2 separate regions of the Homo sapiens genome follow, and region 1 is linked to region 2. The links are chromatin loops, found by intact Hi-C in ENCODE. Cell type or tissue: heart left ventricle. All regions are shown on one strand. Links, peaks and the distances in the headings refer to the core of each region. The heading gives the core; the rest is flanking DNA.

Evidence for each region. A loop is a pair of places that touch in the nucleus more often than their neighbours do. Peaks named below come from ENCODE experiments on the same cell type or tissue, not always from the same donor. Only the 100,000 strongest peaks of a DNase experiment are listed, where the experiment ranks them.
Region 1: a loop joins it to region 2, with 16 times the contacts of the local background. A loop is called at or near these places in 80 of 110 quality-filtered maps.

The regions. Positions count from the first base shown.
Region 1 is chr11:59,675,605-59,686,651 of GRCh38, reverse strand. It overlaps PATL1-DT (PATL1 divergent transcript), which reads right to left. Exons shown (of 4, transcript NR_187296.1): 4 at 10,611-11,047. Among named protein-coding and RNA genes, the nearest start is that of PATL1-DT, 12 kb to the right of the region's middle. RefSeq lists an enhancer at 5,774-6,274. In heart left ventricle, for the core only: a CTCF peak has its summit at 5,908 (motif pointing right); no DNase peak of the experiment used is centred there.
Region 2 is chr11:59,532,312-59,543,358 of GRCh38, reverse strand. LOC102723575 (a long non-coding RNA gene) reads right to left here and starts at 5,942. Exons shown (of 4, transcript XR_950136.2): 1 at 5,788-5,942; 2 at 5,541-5,614. It also overlaps the pseudogene OR4D7P. RefSeq lists an enhancer at 5,401-5,460. In heart left ventricle, for the core only: CTCF peaks have their summits at 5,768 and 5,971 (motif pointing left); a DNase peak (open chromatin) is centred at 5,808; H3K4me3 peaks cover 1,360 bases; H3K27ac peaks cover 1,131 bases.

The DNA of each region.
Region 1 (11,047 bases), core at 2,876-7,875, 140 kb before region 2:
TACATGTATACAGAGTGTAATGAGCAAATCAAAGTAATTAACATATCTATTACCTTAAACAATTATTATTTGTGGTGGAAACCTTCAAAATCCTCTCTACTAGCTATTTTGAAATATACAATACATTATTGTTAACTATAGTCACCCTACTGTGCAAAAGAACACCAGAACTTATTCCTCCTATCTAACTGAAACCTTGCACCAATTGACCAATCTCTCCTCATCTTCCCCCACCCTCCCCAGCCTCTGATAATCACTATTCTACTCACTTTCTATGATATCAACTTTTTAAAATCACTATTCTACTCTATTTCTATGAGATCAACTTTTTTAGAGTCCATACATGAGTAAGATAACGTAGTATTTGTCTTTCTGTGCCTGGCTTATTTCCCTTAACATAATGTCCCCAGGTTCACATGTGTTGTCACAAATGACTGGATTTTGTTCTTTTTATGACTGAATAATATTCCATTTTGTATATATATCATATACTCTTTATCCATTCATCCACTGATGGATACTTAGATTGATTCCATATCTTGGCTTTTGTGAGTAGTGCTGTAATAATCACGAGAGTACAGGTACCTCCTCAACATACTGATTTCATTTCCTTTGGAAATATAGCCAGCAGTGAAACTGCTGGATCATATGACAGTTCTATTTTTAATTGTTTGAGGAACCTCTATTCTGTTTTCCATAATGGCTATAATAATTTATATTCCCATTATGAGTGTGTAAAGGTGCCTTTTTCTCCACATCTTTTGTTTTTTTTAATAATAGCCACTCTAACGAGTGAGGTGATACCTCATAGTAGTTCTGATTTGCATTTCCCTGATGACTAGCGATGTCGAGCATTTTTTTCATATATCTGTTGGCCATTTGTATGTCTTCTTTTGAGAAATGTCTATGCGTCTCTTTTGCCCATTTTTAAACTGGTTTTTTTTTCTGTTGAGTTATTTAAGTTCCTTATATATCAGATGTATACTTTGGAAACATATTCTCCCATTCTGTAGGTTGTCTCTTCACTCTTGATCATTTCATTTGCTGTTTAGATGATTTTTTCATTTGCTGTGATCCCATTTGTAAATATGTTTTGCCTTTGTTGCCTGTGCTTTTGAGGTTTTCTTTAAAAAAAATTATTGCCCAGACAAAGGTCATGAAGCTTTTCCCCCAGGCCTTCTTCTAATAATGTTATATTCTCAAGGCTGACGTGGAACTCTTTAATCCATCTTAAGTTGATTTTTTTATATGGTAAGAGATAAGGGTCTAATTTCATTCTTCTACATGTAGATACTGAATTTTCCCAGCACCATTTATTGAAGAGATTATCCTTTTCCCAAGTGTGTTCTTGGCACCTTTGTTGAAAATCAGTTGGCTGCAAATGTGTGGATTTATTTCTGGGTCTCATTCTGTTCCATTGGTCTATATTTCTGTTTATGCCAATACCATGCCATTTTGGTTACTACAGTTTTGTAATATATTTTAAAGTCAAGCAATATGATGCCTTCAAAACTTTGTCCTTTCTGCTCAGGGTTGCTTTGGGTATTTGGAGCCTTTTGTGGTTCCATAAAAATTTTAGAATTTTTTTTTTCTATTTCCATGAAGAATATCATTGGTATTTTGATAGGAATTGCACTGAATTGGTAGATTGCTTTGGGTAGTAGAAACATTTTAACAATATTAATTCTTCTAGTCCATAAAAAAATGGAATATCTTTCCATTCATTTGTGTATTCTTCAATTTCTTTCATCAGTGTTTCACAGTTTTCATTGTAGAGATATTTCACCTCTTTGGTTAAATTTATTCCTAAGCATTTTATTTTGTGCAGCTATTATAATAGGATTGTTTTCTAGATTTCTATTTCAGATAGTTTTCCATCACCATACAGAAATGCTACTAATTTTTATATGTTGATTTTGTATCCCACAACTTTACTGAGTTTGTTTATTAGTTCTAGTAGTTTTTTGGTGGAGCCTCTAGGATTTTGTATATACAAGATCACGTCATCTGTAAACACGTAAAATCTAACTTCTTTATTCCCACTTTGGATGACTTTTATTTCTTTCTCTTGCCAAACTCTTCTGGCTACAATTTCCAGTACTATGTTGAATAGAAGTGGTGAAAGTGGGCATCCTTGTCTTGTTCCACATCTTGAACGCTTTCAGCTTTTCCCCATTCAGTATGATGCTAGCTGTGGGTTTGTCAAATATGCCCTTTATTGTGTTGAGTTATATTTTTTCTATACCTAATTTGTTGAGAGTTTTTATCAGTAAGAGATGTTGGATTTTGTTGAATCTTTTCCTGCATCTGTTGAATTGGCCATATGGATTTTATTGTTCGTTTTGTTAATGTAATATTTTACATTTATTGATTTTATACACTGAACCATCCTTGCACTCCTGGGATGTATCCCATTTGATCATAATGAATATTTTTAATGTGCTAGTGAATTTGTTTACTAGTATTTTGTTGAGGATTTTTGTATCTATTTTCATCCAGGTTATTGGCCTGTAGTTTTTTATTGTTGTGTCCTTGTCTGTTTTTGTAATTAGAGTAATGTTGGCTTCATAGAACAAATTTGAAAGAATTCCCTCCTCTTCAATTTTTTGAAATGGTTTCAGAAGAATTTTATTAATTCTTCTTTAAATGTTGGGAATTCAGCAGTAAGGCCATCAGGTCATGGACTTGTCTTTGATAGGAGACTTTTTATGACTGATTGAGTCTCCTTATTCAATATTGTTCTATTCAGATTTTCTATTTTTTTAATAGTTTAATCTTGGTAAGCTATATGTGCCCAGGAATGTATCCATTTTTCTAGGTTATCTAATTTATTAGCATATAATTGTTGATAATATTCTCTTATGATTCTTTGTATTCTCTGGTATCAGTTATAATTTCTCCTTTTTCACTTTTGATTTCATTTATTTGAATCTTTTCTTTTTCTTAGTCTATATAAAGGTTTGTCAATTTGTTCATCTTTTCAAAAAACTTTTGTTGATCTTTTGTATTTTTTTAGTCTCTATTTCATTATTTCTGCTCTGATGTTTATTATATCCTTCCTTCTATTCATTTTTTTTCCTTCTACTCATTTTTGGTTTAGTTTGTTCTCTTCTAGTTCCTTGAGGTGCAACATTAGGGTTAGGCAGCATGTAGTTGGGTTTTAGATAGATAGATAGATAGATAGATAGATAGATAGATAGATAGATAGATATAGATATATAGATGTATATATAGATTCAGCCATTTTATGTGTTTTAATTGGAGAGTTTAATTCTTTTACATTCAGGTAATTATTGATAGGTAAGAACTTATTACTGTCATTTTGTTAATTGTTTTCTAGTTTGTATTGCATATCTTTTCTTTATTCCTCTCTTACTGTCTTCCTTTGTGGTTAAGTGTTTCTCCCTGGCAGTCTGTTTTGATTCCTTTTTATTTTTAGTATATTGATCATAGGTTTTTGTTTTGTGGTTACCATAAGGTTTACAAAAACATATTCATAACATGTTATACTAAACAGATAACAACTTTGATTACTGATGTCACAATTTACATAATTTTATATTGGAAATCCCTTAAAAAGTATTTTAGTTGTTATTATTTTGAGACAAGGTCTCACTCTGTTGCCCAGGCTAGAGTATAGTGGCATAATCTCGGCTCACTACAACCTCTGCCTCCCAGGCTCAAGTGATCCTGCCACCTCTGCCTCCTGAGTAGCTGGGACTACAGGCATGTGCCACCATGTCCAGCTAATTTTTACATTTATTATTTTTTAAAGTCTTATTTTTTACCCGTAATACTAAGGATATAAGTGGTCCCCCTGCCATTACAGTATCAGAATGTTCTGAATTTTACTATATACTTACTTTTACCAGTGAGTTTTGTACTTTTAGATGTTTTCATGTTACTCATTAGCATCCTTTCATTTCAGCTTGAAGAACTCTCTTTAACATTTTTTGTAAGGCAGGCCTAGTAGTGATGAACTTCCTCAACTTTTGTTTGTTTGGGTAAGTTTTTATTTTTCCTTCATTTCTGAAGGACAGCTTTGCTCGGTACACTATTGTCAGTTGACAGGGTGTTTTTTTCCTTTAGTACTTTGAATATATCATCCTACTCTCTCCTGGCCTACCAGGTTTCTGCTGAGAAGTCCGCTGCTAAGTGTATTGCAAAAGTCCCTTTTATGTTGTTACTTTCTCTTGCTGATTTCAGCATCCTGTCTTTGACATTTACCTTTGACAATTTTATCATAATATGTCTTAGGGTGGTCTTATTAGGATTAAATTTGATTGGTGGCCTATGACTTTCTCGTACCTGGATAATTGTATCTTTCTCTAGGTTTGGAAAGTTTTCTGCTATTATTTCTTTAAATAAGCTTTTTACTCCTTTATCTTTCTCTACTTCCCCTTGAATTCCAATGACCCATACATTAGCTCTTTTGATGTTATCCTATAAATCCCATAAGCTTTCTTCATTCCTTTTCATTATTTTTTCTTGTTTCTCCTATGACAGTATATTTTCTGAAGTGGTGGCCTGCCCCTCCACAACCTGTGGGTGTTTCTCCTCAAGTGGGACGAGAGACTGAGAAAAGAAATACGACACAGAGACAAAGTATAGAGAAAGAAAAGTGGGCCCAGGGGACCGGCGCTCAGCATACGGAGGACCTGCACCGGCACTGGTCTCTGAGTTCCCTCAGTATTTATTGATTACTATCTCTGCCATCTCAGAGATGGGGATATGGCAGGATATAGGGTAATGGTGGGGAGAGGGTCAGCAGGAAAACATGTGAGCAAAGATCTCTGTGTCATAAATAAGTTTAAGGAAAGGTGCTGTGCCTTGATGTTCACATAGGCCAGATTTCTGTTTGACTTTACACAAACATCTTGGTGCATTAAAGAGCAGTATTGCCGCCAGCATGTCTCACCTCCAGCCAGAAGACAGTTTTCTCCTATCTCAGTAAATCGGGTTTTACACCAAGATATTCCATTCCCAGGGAGGAGCAGGAGACAGATGCCTTCCTCTTATCTCAACTGCAAAGAGGCCTTCCTCTTTTACTAATCCTCCTCAGCACAGACCCTTTATGGGTGGCGGGCTGGGGGACATTCAGGTCTTTCCCTTCCCACGAGGCCATATCTCAGGCTATCACATGGGGAGAAACCCTGGACAATACCTGGCTTTCCTAGGCAGAGGTCCCTGCGGCCTTCCGCAGTGTATTGTGTCCCTGGGTACTCGAGATTAGAGAACGGTAATTACTTTTACCAAGCATACTGCCTTTAAGCACTTTTTTAACAAAGCATATCCTGCACAGCCCTAAATCCATTACACCTTGAGTCAACACAGCACAATTATCTGCAAGCACAGGGTTGGGGCTAGGGTTACAGATTAACAGCATCTCAAGGCAGAAGAATTTCTCCTAGTACAGAACAAAATAGAGTCTCTTAAGTTTACTTTTTTCTACATAGACACAGTAACAGTCTGATCTCTCTTTTCCCATTTTCAAATAACCTATCTTCAAGTTCACAGATTCTTTCCTCTGCTTAATTCTGCTATTGATGCTCTCTACTAATATTTTTTAATACTCATTGTATTTTTTAGCTCCTAGATTTCTGGGTTTTTTTTAATTGCAATATCTCTGTTAAATTTCTCTGGTAAATTTTTGAATTGTTTCTCTGTGTTTTCTTGAAGTTCCCTTTAGGGTCAGTCACTGGCATCTTATTTTGTTTGGTGAGGTCAAATTTCCCTGCTTATTCTGGATGCTTGCAGATGTGCGTCAATGTCTGTGTATTAGGTATTTATTCTAGTCTTTGCATTCTGGCTTTGTTTGTGCCTGTTTTACTTCAATAGGCCTGTCTAGAAGTTCTAAGCAGCCTGACTTGTGATTCCTAAGCCTGTGGCTGTTGCAGCCACTTCAGCACTAGAGGGGGCCCTAAGCCCAGGTTCATCACAAGTTTTGCAAGGGCTTTGAGGCTGACACAGCACCCAAGCCAGGATGGACCTGAGGAAGATTGAAGGAAGGTACCTAGGCTGTATAGATAAGCTAGCCAGGGACCCAAGCCCAGAAGACTGTCCCAGTGGCCTGGACAGACACCCCTCCCAGCAGTTCCCTGCACAGGCAGGACAATCCCCACATGTGGAAAGAGGGGCTGGAGCTGAGACTGGGCCCCCTCAAGGGCCCCCATGGAACAGAGGTCAGCAAACCCATCCCATTGGCTTAGGTGGGTGTGGGGCCAGACTTGAGACTGGGTCTCAGAATCTGCTGTTGGACAGAGACTGGAAAGCCCATTGCAGAGGCTCAGATGAATGGGTAACTCCTGTGAGATATGGGCAACTTTCCCTTTGGGAAGCAATTTCCCAGCAAGTAGTACTAAGCTGGGACCACAGCTGAGGAGGGGTGGAGACGAGCCACAAGGCAACTTTCAGGTCCAAGCTGCGAAGACCAACGTCAGCAGGCAGATGAGCCTTCCCTGCTGAGGCACTGGTGTGCATGATTCTTCCTGAACCCCCTGGCAGATGGTTTTGGTGGTAGCCTCAAGGCCAGTAGGGGCTGTTGCCAAGCCCCTTGGGGAATGAGGCCATTTCCCCAGGCTTGAATCTGGGAGCACAGTTGATGGGTCTGCCAACAGGGTATGGGTCTGCACTCTCAAAATCACCCTCCTAGGTCTTAGGCTCCATTGGGCTTCCACAACTTTCTACCTGAATCGTGAGGCTTCCACAAAGAGACTTTTTTGTCTGGATGGGTGAAGAATTCTTATTGTTGGGGGATAAAAGCAGGTGACCTCCTATACCACCATCTTGCTGACATCATTCCAACCCTAGAATCTATTTATCTGTCCAGAAAATTTGCCATGATTAAAAGGTCTGTTGTTCTTCTTCAAGTAGGCTGTGGTGGTTCTATAAAATATGTCCACAAATTCTTTGAAACTCCTCCCTTTACACAGTGGAGCCTAATTCCTCTCCCTTTGAATATGGGTTGTACCTAGTAACTTATTTCTAGTACATAGAATGTGGCAGAAGTGACAGTGTGTGACTTCTGAGGGTGGGTCATAAAAGATATTGTGGCTTTAGCTTCTACCTCAGATTACTCACTGTAAAAGAAGCTACCATGTCCTGAGGACAATCAAGAAGCCCTATGGAGATGCTAATGTAGTAAGGAACTGAGATCTCCTATGAACAGCCAGAGAGGAACTGACACCTCTTGCTAACAGCCATGTAAGTGAACCATCTTGAGGACAGATTCTCCACTGCTAGTCAAGACTTCAGGTGTCTGGAGCCCCAGCCAACATTCAGACTGCAATCTCCTGAAACACTCTGAGCCAGAACCACCTAGCTAAGCTGCTCCCAGTTCCTGACCCCCAAAATCTTTGTGAGATAATAACTTATTTTTGTTTTAAGTGCTTGTATTAGTCCATTTTCACACTCCTATAAAGAACTGCCCGGGACTGGGTAATTTACAAAGGAAAGAGGTTCAATTGACTCACAGTTCTGCATGGCTGGGGAGGCCTCAGGAAACTTACAATCATGGCGGAAGGTGAAGGGGAAGCAACGCACCTCCTTCACAAGGTGGTGGGACGCAGAATGAATGCAGGAGGAACTACCAAACACATAAAACCATCAGATCTTGTGAGAACTCACTTATTATGATGAGAACAGCATGAGGGAAACCACCCCCATTATTCAATTACCTCCAGCTGTTCTCTCCCTTGACATATGGGGATTATGGGGATTAAAATTCAAGATGAGATTTTGGGTGGGGATACAACCAAACCATATCACTGCTAAATTTTAGGGTAGTTTTGTATGCAGCAATATATAACTAACAGCATGTTAGTGAACATAGCCCCAGTTGTCTTGGGAGTTACTGAAATGAACACAGAAACCATTGACATAGTTCACCTAGTGACATCTTCATTATTCATCTCTAAGCAGCACATAAAACACAAACTTAAACCTTAAAATTTTTTCTCATTATACTACCAGAAATCATTTTTTATACCCCAATGACTCATACATACCACATACATACCATAGGCTAAAAAATGGCTCCCCAAATATTTCCATGTCCTAATTCCAAGAACCTGTGAATATATTATTTTACATGGTAAAAGGGATTTGGTAGATATGATTAAATTAAGAATCCTGAGATGGGGAGATTATCCTGTATTATCTGGGTGCACACAATGTTATCACAGGATCTTTATAACAAAGGAGCAGGAGAATTGAAGAGAAAAGTATGATAACAAAAGCAGAGAGAGAAAGAGTTTGGAAGATTTATGCTGCTGACTTTGAAAATGGAGGATAGGGCTACAAGCCAAGAAATGCAAGTAACCTCTGGAAGCTAAAAACAAACAACAAAAAACAAATTCTCCCCTAGTGGCCTCAAGGAAGAAATGTAGTTCTGTAACCCATTTTAAAATTCCGACCTATAGAAATATAATTTTGTTACAGAAACAACAACAACCTAACACCTCATTTTATTATACTTCACAGATAATTGTGTTTTTTACAAATCGAAAAATTTTGGCAACCTTACATTGAGCAGGTCTATCAGCACCATTTTCCCAACAGCATGTGTTCACTTCACGTCTCTGTCTCACATTTTGGTAATTCTCACAATATTTCAAACTTTTTATTACATCTATTATAGTGATATGTGTTCAGTCATCTTTAATGTTACTATTTTAATTGTTTTGGGGCACCAGGAACTGCACCCTTATAAGACGGTGAACTTACTAAGTGTTGTGTGTGTTCCACTGACTAGCTGTTCCCTCATCTTTCTCCCTCTCTTTGGGCCTCCCTATTCCCTGCGACACAACTATATTGAAATTAGGCCAATTAATAACCTCACAATCACCTTTAAGTGTTCAAGTGAAAGAAAGAGTCACACATCTCTCACTTTAAATCAAAAGCTAGAAATGATTAAGCTTAGTGAGGAAGGCATGTCAAAAGCAAGATGGGCCAAAAACTAGGCCTTTGGGCCAAGAAGCTAGCCAAGTTGTGAATGCAAAGGAAAAGCTCTTGAAAGGATTTAAAAATGCTACTCCAGTGAACATACAAATGGTAGGAAAGTAAAACAGCATTATTGCTGTTATGGAGAAACTTTCAGTGGTCTGGATAAAAGATCAAACTAGCCACAACATTCCCTTAAGCCAGATCCTAATCCAGACACCCTAACTCTCTCAATTCTATGAAGGTGGAGAGAGGTGAGGAAGCTGCAGAAGAAAAGTTTGGAGCTAGCAGAGCTTGGTTCATGAGGTTTAAGGAAAGAAGCCACCTCCATAACATAAAAGTACACAGTAAAGCAGCAAGTGCTTGATGTAGAAGCTCCAGCAAGTCATCCAGAAGATCTAGCTTCATCATTGATGAAGGTGGCTACATCAACAGATTTTCAATGCAGACAAAATGGCCTTATATTATTGGAAGAAGATACCATCTAGGACTTTCAATGCCTAGGTTCAAAGCTTCAAAGGGCAGGCTGACTCCCTTGTCAGGGGCTAGTGCAGCTGGTGACTTTAAGTTGAAGTCAATGCTTATTTGTCCTTCTAAAAAATCTTAGGTTCCTTAAGAATTATGCTAAATCTACCCGGCCTCTGCTCTGTAAATGAAACAATAAAGCCTGGATAGCAACAGCACATCCATTTACAGCGTGATTTACTGAATATTTAAAGCCCACTGCTGAAACCTACTACTCAAAAAAAAAAAAAAAAAAAAAAACTGGTTTATTTTAAAATACTACTGCTCATTGACAATGCAGCTGGTCACCCAAGAACTCTGATGGAGATGTACAAGATTAATCGTTTTCAGGCCTGCTAACACAACATCCATTCTGCAGCCCACACAGCAATTTCAACTTTCAAGTCTTATTATTTCAGAAATACATTTTGTAAGGCTATAGCTGTCATAGATAATGATTCCTTTGATGGATCTGGGCAAAAGAAATTGAAAACCTTCTGGATACTTCTGGATGACTAGATAAAGGAAAACAAAACAAAACAAAAAAACCTGGAAAGGATTTACCATCCTAAATGCCATTAAGAACATTTGTGAAGCCAGGTACAGGCAGCGTGGCGAAGCCCTGTCCCTACAAAAAATACAAAAATTAGCCGGGCATGATGGTGCCCGCCTATAGCCCCAGCTACTTGGGAGGCTGAGATGGGAGAATGGCTTGAGCCCAGGAGGTGGAGGTTGCAGTGAGTCGAGATCGTGCCACTGCACTTGTTTGCCCCCTGCCCGCAAAAAGAACATTTGTGAGTCATAGGAAGGGGTCAAAGTATCAACATTGTCATGGAAAAACTTAAACTGCATTTGTCCTCTGCTCTCACACCACAACAATCAACACAGAAGACTTCTGTGACCAAATATATGGGGGATTTTCCCCACCAACAAGCAGTGGAGACCAGCTGGGTATCCTCCAATTCGATTCTGACACTACCTGGAGATATGTCAGTTCCCACAGGTAAAGGGCTCAGTCCCCAAGATTACTCCCTCCTCCCCCCAGACACCAGTTGCAAGTCCAGGTCTCTGGAACTTCTGATCAATCAGCTTCAAGTTGAGGTTCCCATGACCCCCTCTTTGGGTTCAATAATTTGCTGGAGTGGCTCACAGAACTAAGGAAACACTTATATTTACCAGTTTATTATAAAGGATATCACGAAGGATCCAGATGAAGAGATGCACAGGGAGAGGTATGGAGGAAGGGACACGGAGCTCCCATGCCCTCCCCAGGTAGCCATTCCCCAGAAACCTCCACTTGTTCAGCTATCAGGAAGCTGTCCTCTTGGATTTTTATGGAAGCTTCATTATATCAGCATTCCTTCCCCCAGGCCATGGGTTGGGACCCTCTCTGAAATGAGTCTTATGATCCACAATTATAAAAGCAGAAGATTAGAGTCCTGCTTTGGGGTAGGTGAAAGGAAGGCAGGTAAAAGGAAGGCAAGAGAAGGTCAAAGAGATTCTGTTTCCTGTGTATGAAAACCTATATGTATATATATTTCATAACACTACAAACATTAACAGGACTTTGGAAGAAGTTGATTCCAACCCTCATGGATGACTT
Region 2 (11,047 bases), core at 3,622-8,621:
TTATATTATTTTAGAGACAGGGTCTTGCTCTGTCACCCAGGCTGGAGTACAGTGATGCAATCACAGCCCACTGCAGCCTCCAACTCCTGGGCTCAAGCCATCCTCCTGCCTTAGCCTCCCAAGCAGCTGGGACTATAGGGGCACATTCTCCACACCCGGCTTTTTTTTTTTTTTTTTTCTGGAGACCGACTCTTGCTTTGTGGCACAGACTGGAGTGCAATGGCAAGATTTCGGCTCACTGCAACCTCCGCCTCCTGAGTTCAAGCGATTTTCTTGCCTCAGCCTCCCCAGTAGCTGGGATTACAGGCACGTGCCACTACGCCCGGCTAATTTTTTGTATTTTTAGTAGAGACTGGGTTTCACCATGCTGGTCAGGCTGGTCTCGAACTCCTGACCTCGTGATCTACCCACCTCGGCCTCCCAAAGTGCTGGGATTACAAGTGTGAGCCACCATGCCCGGCCAATGCCCGGCTAATTTTTAAAAATTTTTAGACAGACAGGGTCTTGTTATGTTGCCCACCGTGGTCTCAACTTCTGGGCTCAGGCAATCCTCCTGCCTCAGCTTCTCAGAGTACTGGGATTAAAGCCATAAGCCACCACACTTGGTTTGTTATTTATTTTTATATATTTCTCTCTCCTACTCCCAGGAGGTATTCTTAAAGAAAAGATTATTGCAAGAGAAGAGACAGATTGGGCTTAACTCCAAATGTGGTAGAGACAGCTGGGAATTTACAGCAAAGGAGCAGAATTGGGGTGGGGTGGGGTCAGTGGATGGAAAATTAGTAACAGGAGACATCAGGGGTAAGGGGATTCTCGGTATTATCAGGATTCTTGCTGAATTAACAGGATTCTTGCTGAGGGTGGACAAGGGTGATCAGATATCAAGGGTCAGAGGGATTTCTGATACATTGAGTTAGAAGGATACTTAAAAAAACTGGACTATCTGCAAGCTGAGGATGGGACTGAGGCCAAGGTCTAGGCCTAGTCGAGAAGAGGGCTCAGAGAAGTCTGACTGAAGTCTGGTCAAGGACAGCATTTGTCAGTACCCCAGCTGGTTCCCAATCTGTAATTGGCATGTGGTTCATGCATATCCAATCAAATGTGTTTTTGAGAAAAAGACCTTTTTAATATTTAAAAATTTGGTCTTCTCATGAAGTAAATTTAATTCAACTTCTTTTGTAATTGATTTTTTTGTTTTTTTTTGACGGAGTTCTTGCTCTGTCACTCAGGCTGGAGTGCAGTGGCGCAATCTTGGCTCACTGCAACCTCTGCCTCCCGGGTTCAAGCAATTCTCTGCCTCAGCCTCCCGAGTAGCTGGGATTACAGGCACCCGCCACCACGCCTGGCTAATTTTTTTATATTTTTAGTAGAGACGGGATTTCACCATGTTGGTCAGGCTGATCTCGAACTCCTGACCTCAGGTGATCCGCCTGCCTCGGCCTCCCAAAGTGCTGCGATTACAGACGTGAGCCACGGTGCCCGGCCTGTAATTGATTTTTATCCGTCAAAGAAAAACTGATCAGCCTTTCCTGAAGTTTGTCTTTGAAGATTTTCAAACACAGCACACAGTTTGCAGGGGAATGTCTTGTTAGAGATCACTATCTTTTAAGCTTCAAAAAGGCAGGGTTTATCATACAGCAAAATGTAAAACTTGAAATTATTAGGTATTTCTTCCAGAGGAACATATAGGAGAAAAGTTTGTAATCAATGGTTGGGCAAAATTTCTTAAGCGAGACACAGTAAGTATGATCCAGAAACTAAAAAACAATTGATAAATCTGACCTCATCAAAATGACAACTTTTGCTCCTCTAAAGACATTGCTAAAGGAAAAGACAAGTCACAGATTGGAAGAAAAAAAATTGCAAAAGACTTGTCTGGTAAAAGTCTATTATTCAGACTTAAAAAAAAAACAACAAACCCTCTTACAATTAGGGAAGAAAAACAACCTAATAAAAAATGGGCATAAATATGGACATTTCACCAAAGAAAATATACAGATGGGAAATAAGAACATAAAAAGATAATTAGCACTATTAGTTATTAGGAAAATGCACATGAAAATCATAATAAAATACCACTACACATTTGTTAGAATAATTAAAACACAAAAACAGAAACAGAAAACTGCCTGCAGCGTTCAAGCAATTCTTCTGCCTCAGCCTCCCGAGTAGCTGGGACTACAGGAGCCCACCAGTAGTGATGATCCAGCCATATCCTGGATCCTGAAGATCAGTGGGCCTCTCTGGATAAACCAGGATATTCCAGCAAGTATGCAAGTCTAAGAATATAGAAGGTGAAGCTCCCAAGGACCAAGTGGTTTCAGGCATTCACTGTCATCAGCATCTTATGTTGAAGCAACCCCATAGGCCTGAGGAATCACATCATAAAGCCACCATGCCTGGCCTGATGCTATACACTTTTAAACAACCAGATCTTGGGAGAACCCTATCATGAGAACAGCACTAGGGAGATGGTGCTAAACCATTAGAACTAATGATCCAATCACCTCCCTCCAGGCCCCACCTCTAGCATTGGGGATTACATTTCAACATGAGATTTAGGGTGGGGGACACCCAAACCATATCAAACACATACTAAGAAATATATTTTATACTGGGCACGGTGGCTCATGCCTGTAGTCCCAGCATTTTGGGAGGCTGAGGTGGGCGGATCATGTGAAGTCAGGAGTTTGAGACCAGCCTGGCTAACACAGTAAAACCCCATCTCTACTAAAAGTACAAAATTAGCTGGGCGTGGTGGCACATGACTGTAATCCTAGCTACTTGAGAGGTTAAGGTAAGAGAATTGCTTGAACCCAGGAGAAGGAGGTTGCAGTCAGCCGAGATCGTGCCACTGCACTCCAGCCTGGGCAACAAAAAAGAAATATATTTTATGCACATTAAGGTGATTATATTTACATATATATCTGCAATAAAGGTTTCAGGAAATGATTCTTTAGAAAAGTAATTAATTCTTAATCGTCAAAAGCTGTATATTGCCTGGTTTGGCTCTGTGTCCCCACCCAAATCTCATGTTGAATTGTAATCCCCAGGGTTGGAGGAGGGACCTGGTGGGAGGTGACTGGCTCATGGGAGCGGATTTTCCCCTTGCTGTTCTCTTGATAGTGAGTTCTCATGCAATCTGGTTGTTTAAAAGTGTGTAGCACTTCTCTCTTCCTCCTGCTCCAGCCATATAAAATGTGCCAGTTTTCCCTTTGCCTTCTGCCATGATTGTAAGTTTCCTGAGGCCTCCCCAGCTGTGCTTCCTGTACAGCCTGTGAATCAATTAAATTTTTTTCTTCATAAATTACCCACTCTCAGGTAGTTCTTTATAGCAATATGAGAACGGACTAATACATATAGGTGTATGTTATATAACACGATGCTTTGATATATGTATTTATTGTGCAATACCCAGATAAAAGCTAATTAACATATGAATTACTTTGTAGTGAGAACGCTTAAAATCTACTCATATATATATATATATATATATGTATATATATATATATTTATTTATTTATTTATTTTTTTTTTGAGATGGAGTCGCACTCTGCCATCCAGGCTGGAGTGTAGTGGCATGATCTCGGCTCACTGCAACCTCCACCTCCTGGATTCAAGCAATTCTCCTGCCTCAGCCTCCTGAGTAGCTGGGATTACAGGCTCATGCCACCACGCCCAGCTAATTTTTGTATTTTTAGTAGAGATGGGGTTTCACCATGTTAGCCAGGCTGGTCTGGAACTCCTGACCTCAAGCGATCCACCCGCCTCAGCCTCCCAAAGTGCTGGGATTACAGGCATGAGCCACTGCACCTGGCCAGAATTTTCAAGTATACAATATATTGTTACTAATTATAGTCACGGTGATATATGATAGATCTCTTGAAGTTATTCCTCCTGTCTAGCTAAAAGTTTATATCCTTTGACCAATATCTCCTCAGTCCCCCCACTTCCCAGCCTCTGGTAGCCACCATTCTACTCTCTGCTTCTGTAAGTTCAACATTTTTTTCCAGATTCTACATATATATGAGAGCACACAGTATTTGTCTTTCTGAGCCTGGCTTATTTCACTTAATAAAATGTCTTCCAATTTCATTCTGCTGTTGCAGATGACCAGATTTCCTTCATTTTATGGATGAAGGAAATCATCCTTCATCATATATATCATATATATATCATATATATGATCCATTCAATCATTCTCTCTCTCTCTCTCTATATGGATATATATATATATCCATTCATTCATTGATGGACATTTAGGTTGATGGTTGATTACATATCTTGGCTACTATGAATAATGCTGCAGTGAACATGGAAGTGCAGATACCTCTTTGACATACTGGTCTTATTTCCTTTGGATATATACCCAGTGGTGGGAATACTGGATTGTATGGTAGTTCTATTTTTAATTTTTGAGGAATCTCCATACTGTTTTCCATAATAGCTATACTAATTTACATTCTCACCAACAGTATTCAAGGGTTCCCTTTTCTCCACATCCTTGCCAACGCTTGTTGTCTTTCATCATTTTGATACTAGGCATACTAACATGCATAAGGTGGTACAACATTGTGGTTCTGATTTATATTTCTCTGATGATTAGTGATGTAGAGCATTTTTTTATATATCTATTGGCCATCTGTATGTCTTCTTTTGAGAAATGTCTATTCAGATCCTTTGACCATTTTCAATGGGGTTATTTTTGGTTTGTTTTTGCTATTGAATTGTTTGAGTCCCTTATATATTTTGGATAGTAACCTCTTTTCAGACACATCTGAACCATACATGGTTCACAAATATTTTCTCCCATTCCATAGGTTGTCTCTTGATACCATATATATATATTCAATGAATTGTATACTTTTTCTTTTTTTTTTTGAGACTGAGTCTCGCTGTGTTGCCCAGGCTGGAGTGCAGTGGTGCTATCTGAGCTCACTGCAACCTCCACCTCCTGGGTTCAACCGATTCTCCTGCCTCAGCCTCCTGAGTAGCTGGGATGACAGGCATGCGCCACCATGTCCAGCTAACTTTTTGCATGTTTAGTAGAGGCGGAGTTTCGTCATGTTGCCAGGCTGGTCTGGAACTCCTGACCTCAAGTGATCTGCCTGCCTTGGCCTCCCAAAGTGCTGGGATTACAGGCGTGAGCCACCGCACCGGGCAAATTGTATAATTTTTTATGCTACCCTAGACTATCCTATTTCATTAAAACAAAGCATGTCCAGACCTACTAAAATGAAATCACACTCCTTGGAATGTCAGGATCTGCAGTTTGAAAAACATTGACTTTGGAACGGTTTCTCAAAGTGTGATAACACAGGTCGCCAGCCTCAGAATCATGGATGAGACAGGGAAAGGAAGGGTGAGCTGGCTAAAAATGTAGATTCCTAGTATCTAGGACAGAACTATTTAATCTTCTGCAGATGGTGCCTAGGATTTTGCATTGTCATTAAACCGCTAGGTGATGTGGCGGATTCAATGCCATAGCAGAAGTTTCCAACTCTGATCTGTGGGGCCCTAGAGGACTGCACCAGACGTACCTCAGGGAAATATTTACAGAGCTGCTCCTCTTGATCTGTGTAAGAGTTCACGTGTCCACTTCTAAGAAACAGATCTGAGGGTTTAGAGGGAGAAAACAAATGTGATATATGGGTTCTGACATTTTGTCTCCGGAAATAAAAATTTCTCCCCCTTCCCCCTTCCCCCTTCCCTCCTCCTTTTTTTTTTTTGAGACGTAATCTCCCTCTTTCGCCCAGGCTGGAGTGCAGTGGCGCAATCTCGGCTTACTGTAACCTCCGCCTCCCGGGGTTCAAGCGATTCTTCTGCCTCAGCCTCCCGAGTAGCTGGGACTACAGGAGCCCTCAACCACCTCCGGCTAATTTTTTTTTTTGTATTCTTAGTAGAGACAGGGTTTCACCGGTTCCTGAACTTCCGCCAAAGGGAAAAACAGGGAAAAGAAATAGCTCCCTCTCGTGGTGAAGAAACATTACAAAAACATTTTACTTGGTAGACGCTGCTTCTGTTTACATCCAGAGGAGAAGATTGTCTAGAAGTTCATTTTCCTTTCAGTGTGGGAAATGTGGAACAATTTAGCAAAAATTTAAATGACCCTGTATTAGAATATGCAAATTAAAAAAGTTTTATCAAGCAACAATTGCTTAATAACAATCGCAATTTTATCAATTCTCATTACCTTGAAGAAGGAATACATTTTTTATGGGGAGTAGATTTTTATGTATACTACTCATTTCCAAAGTAGCATAGTCTGAGGCCGGGAGCGGTGGCTCCCGCCGGTAATCCCAGAGCTTTGGGAGGCCGAGGCGGGCGGATCAACTGAGGTCAGGAGTTTGAGACCGGCCTGGCCAACATGGCGAAACCCTATCGCTACTAAAAATACAAAAATTAGCTGGGCGTGGTGGCAAGTGCCTGTAATCCCAGCTACTCAGGAGGCTGAGGCGGGAGAGAATCGCTTCAACCCGGGAGACGGAGGTTGCAGTGAGCCGAGATCGCGCCATTGCACTCCAGCCTGGGCAACAGAGCGAGACTCTGTCTCAAAGAAAAAAAAAAAAAGCACCATAGTCTTAGGAAACACAGAGTGTGTGTGTATATCCTGGAATAGTGCCAAAGTAAAAAGTGTACATACGTGTGCATGTATTTTAGAATTAAATATATGTTATATATTTTTCTCATATTAAGTAGTATGCATGTAAACATACACATGAATATACACAGGACACACATAGTATATATATATAAAACATATTAAATATATATATATAATATGCGTATGAAACTGAATAGTCATTTGTGAATTCTCAATTCATTATTTGCCTCTAAAAAGTAAAGCCTAAATGTTAGGATAAACTCAGGAAGAGAAGTTTAATTTTTTTTTTTTGAGACGGTGTCTTGCTTTGTCGCCCAGGTTGGAGTGCAGTGGCACAATCTCCACTCACTGCAACCTCCGCCTCCCGGGTTCAAGTGATTCTCCTGCCTCAGCCTCCCGAGTGGCCGGGACTATAGGTGCCTGCCACAACGCCTGGATAATTTTTTGGGTTTTTAGCAGAGAGGGGGTTTCACCCTGTTAGCCAGGATGATCTCCATCTCCTGACCTCGTGATCTGCCGGCCTCGGCCTCCCAAAGTACTGGGATTACAGGTGTGAGCCACCGCGCCGGGCCGGGAGTTTAATTTTTATGAAAAGCATGATTATTTTTCTGAGATGAGGTCTCACTGTATTGCCCAGGCTGGTCTCAAACTCCTGGGTGATTTCCCCACCTCGGCTTCCCAAAGTGCTGGGATTACAGGCATCAGCCACCGCCCCCAGCCTGAAAGGCATGACTTTTTAACAATAAAAATCATTCACAAGAAAGAAAATATTTGCTACTGTTGATAACATAAGGATTGATAAAATTGCGATTGTTATTAAGCAATTGTTGCTTGATAACATTTTTTTAATTTGCATACTCTTGATAACATAATGGATATGGCTGAACATGTTTCTGAACTCTGGTTCAAAGGGAAGTTTGAATGGTACCTGAAGTTTGTTCAGTGGGTAATTAGATAGAAAATTCAAGAATGAAGTCACATGTGAATGAATGGTTTAATTTTAGGCAGAAATAAAGCACTCAAAAGAAGCAAATGCATATTTTTTTCTTCTTTTTTTTCCTTTTTATTTTTTGTGAGATGGAGTCTCACTCTGTCACACAGGCTGGAGTGCAGTGAGGCCATCTTGGCTCACTGCAACCTCTGCCTCCTGGGCTCAAGTGATTCTTGTGCCTCAGCCTCCTGAGTAGTTGAGACTACAGGTGCCTGCCATGATGCCCAGTTAATTTATGTATTTTTGGTAGAGATGGGGTTTCACCATGTTGGCCAGGCTGGTATTGAACTCCTGACCTCAAGTGATCCACTCTCCTGGGCCTACAGGCTGAGATTACAGGCGTGAGCCACTGCGCCCAGCCTTAGAAATACAGATTCTTAAAAAGATATTCTTTGGCCAGGTGTGGTGGCTCATGCCTGTAATCCCAGCACTTTGGGAGGTGGATCGCTTGAGACCAGCCTGGGCAACATGGTGAAACACCATTTCTACAGAAAAATATAAAAATTAGCTGTGGTGCTAGGGTGCCTGTATTCCCAGCTACTCGGGAGATTGAGGTGGGAGGATGGCTTGAGTCCAGGAGGTGGAGATTGTAGCAAGCTGTAATTGTGCCACTGTACTCCAGCTTGGGTGACAGAGCAAGACCCTGCCTCAAATTAATAATATAATATTAATAATAAAATAAAAAATAAAGACATACTCTAACTTTAATAAGGCACCCATGTGTCCAGGATCATACATAAGCAAGTGTGAATTTTGTCAACAGTGTCTGCCTTGCTTTGACTAGGCCACTGTGCTGAAGCATTCCATCCTCTGTAATTGGGCCCCTCAGGCTACCTTTGACACTCTGGGCTTGGATTTGTTCCCCTCAGGTCCACCCACTGAAGCTTTTCTGTTCTACATCTCCTTTACCCTGGATGACCCCTGGGGCCTTTCAGAAGTCACCTAGACCATGTGAAGTTAATCCCTTGAGAGGCATTACTGAGAACAGACTTAGGCATGCTCCTGCCCCTCCAACCCCTCCATCGCAGCTACCATGTTTTTCAGGTTGCTTTGACTGGAACTATATGATTTGTGGAGCTGTGGCATTGTATGTAACATGGCCTCTGTGAACCGTGTGTAATTTATCAAATATCTCAAGAGCAGGAATTTCAGGCCAGCACTACCAGAGACACAGTGGGCAGTGTTACGCCTGGTTGGGATGGGCCATGCTTTAAGGCAAGTTTTCCTTGCTTGTGTTTCCTCCTCAATCACACTGAGCAAATGGTTCTTTACTTCTCTTACATGGTTCCAGCCACAGGTACGTCAGGATTGCCTGGGAGGGAAGACTGGAATTTTACAGGTCAGTCAGCATTTCCAGTCTAAGTTTTAGTTTGTTATCAATTTCAACTATTTGCTTCACAAAGAACTAGATTTCCAGGAGACCAGTTGGAATTTAGTCTTGTTTTCTATTCCCTTAGGTTAAGGAGGAGGTGCTAAAGAATAGGATAGAAAGAGGAATGAGGAGGAATTTGAAAGGGGCTGCTTTGTGATCCTCTAGCTAATCAGTCCCTGGATGATGAAAAGAGTTTTCTTAAGCCTTTGCATCTTGTGGACATGTGAACTAGGCATATTCTTTTTTTTGGAGACAGAGTCTCGCTGTGTTGCCCAGGCTGGAGTGCAGTGGCATGATCTTGGCTCACTGCAACCTCTGCCTCTCGGGTTCAAGCAATTCTCCTGCCTCAGCCTCCCAAGTAGCTGGGATTACAGGCACCTGCCACCATGCCTGGCTAATTTTTATATATTAGTAGAGATGGGATTTCACCATGTTGGCCAGGTTGGTCTCGAACTCCTGACCTCAGGTGATCTGCCCGCCTCGGCCTCCCAAAGTGCTGGGATTACAGGCATGAGCCACCGTGCCCAGCTGAATTAGGCATGTTCTAGAGATGCAGGCAGGATAGGGTTTCTTCCTCCCTCGAGGTCTGGCCAGGAATGAATGGCCGTAAAATGACATTGAAATTCTTAGAGGGATCTGAAGCCCTGCAATACGTACTATTTGGTCAGGTGAAAAGGACAACCAAGTGCCTTTCATGACACTACAATAGAGGAGGCATTTTTATAAATGAGCTTGTTTCAGACTGCATCAAACCCTGCATGAAGCAGCAGCAGTAGTTAAACATGCACTTAAATGAAGGTCAGATATGACAGATCTAGCTGTGCCTCTGCCGTTAATTAGCTAAAAGTTTTTTTTTTTTTTTTTTTTTTTGAGATGGGGTCTTGCTCTGTCACCCAGGCAAGAGTGGTGCAGTGGCACGATCTTGGCTCACTGCAGCCTTCACCTCCCAGGCTCAAGCTATTCTCCCACCTCAGCCTCTCAAGTAGCTGGGACTACAGGTACAACCACCATGCCTGGCTCATTTGACACTTTTTTTTTTTTTGTAGAGATGACCTCTCACTATGTTGCCCAAGCAGGTCTCAAACTCCTGGACTCAAGTGATCCTCCTGCCTTGGCCTCCCAAAGTGCTGGGATTATAGGCATGAACCACTGTGCTGGGCGATCTTTGGTAAAATATGAAACTTCTTAACTTTGGCAACGGGAATTCAGAGGCTTCCTTAGAAAAACGGAACTTGAATCATCTAAGGTTAGCAATGGAAAACCAATATTTTTCATAGGGAGAGGTTACTGGATTTTATAGCCTTGACTCCTGGTCCCTGGAAGTGATTTTACTAATGATTGCCTGGGCAACACATGGTACAGCCATAGCTCAAGAATTGAGAGATAATTTCCTCTCAGGCTCCATTTCCTCACCTGTAAAATGAGGTGTTTGGGTGATAGAAGCTTTAAAGTTCCTTTAGGAGCTGACAGTTTAGAGATCTGAAACTCTAAGCTGCCAACAACCTCACTGTGAGAAAACCCTAAAGTGATGATGGACTCAGGAAAGCCTTATCAGAGGACTCTGCTCTAGGACAAAGATAAAACTTTGGCCTCTAGATGGCCTATTGATTGAAGCCTTCTATTGTGTTATGAAGAAATACTTTTCAGTTCTGATTTTCCAATCTGGACTTCGTAGCATCTATCCCTTTCCAGAAGGTCTTTTCTTCCGCCTCCTCAAGGCTGACTTCATCTCCTGGTTCCTCAGGGTGTAGATCATGGGGTTCAGGACAGGAATAATGACTGTAAAGGTGATGGAGACAGCTCTGTCCGTGGGGAGGGCAGTGAAGGCTGGGCATGCACATAGATGCAGGGCACGAAATGCAGGGTCACCACAGTGATGTGGGAGGTGCAGGTGGCGATGGCTTTCCTCCTGCCTTCCTCAGTGTGAGACCTCAGCATCATCAAGATGACCGTGTAAGATATGAGGAGAAAGATGAACCACAGCATAGAGATCAAGCCATTATTGGAAATCATTAAGACCTCAAGAGCAAAGGTGTGGGTGCAGGCAAGTTTGAGGACCTGGGGGACATCACAGTAGAAA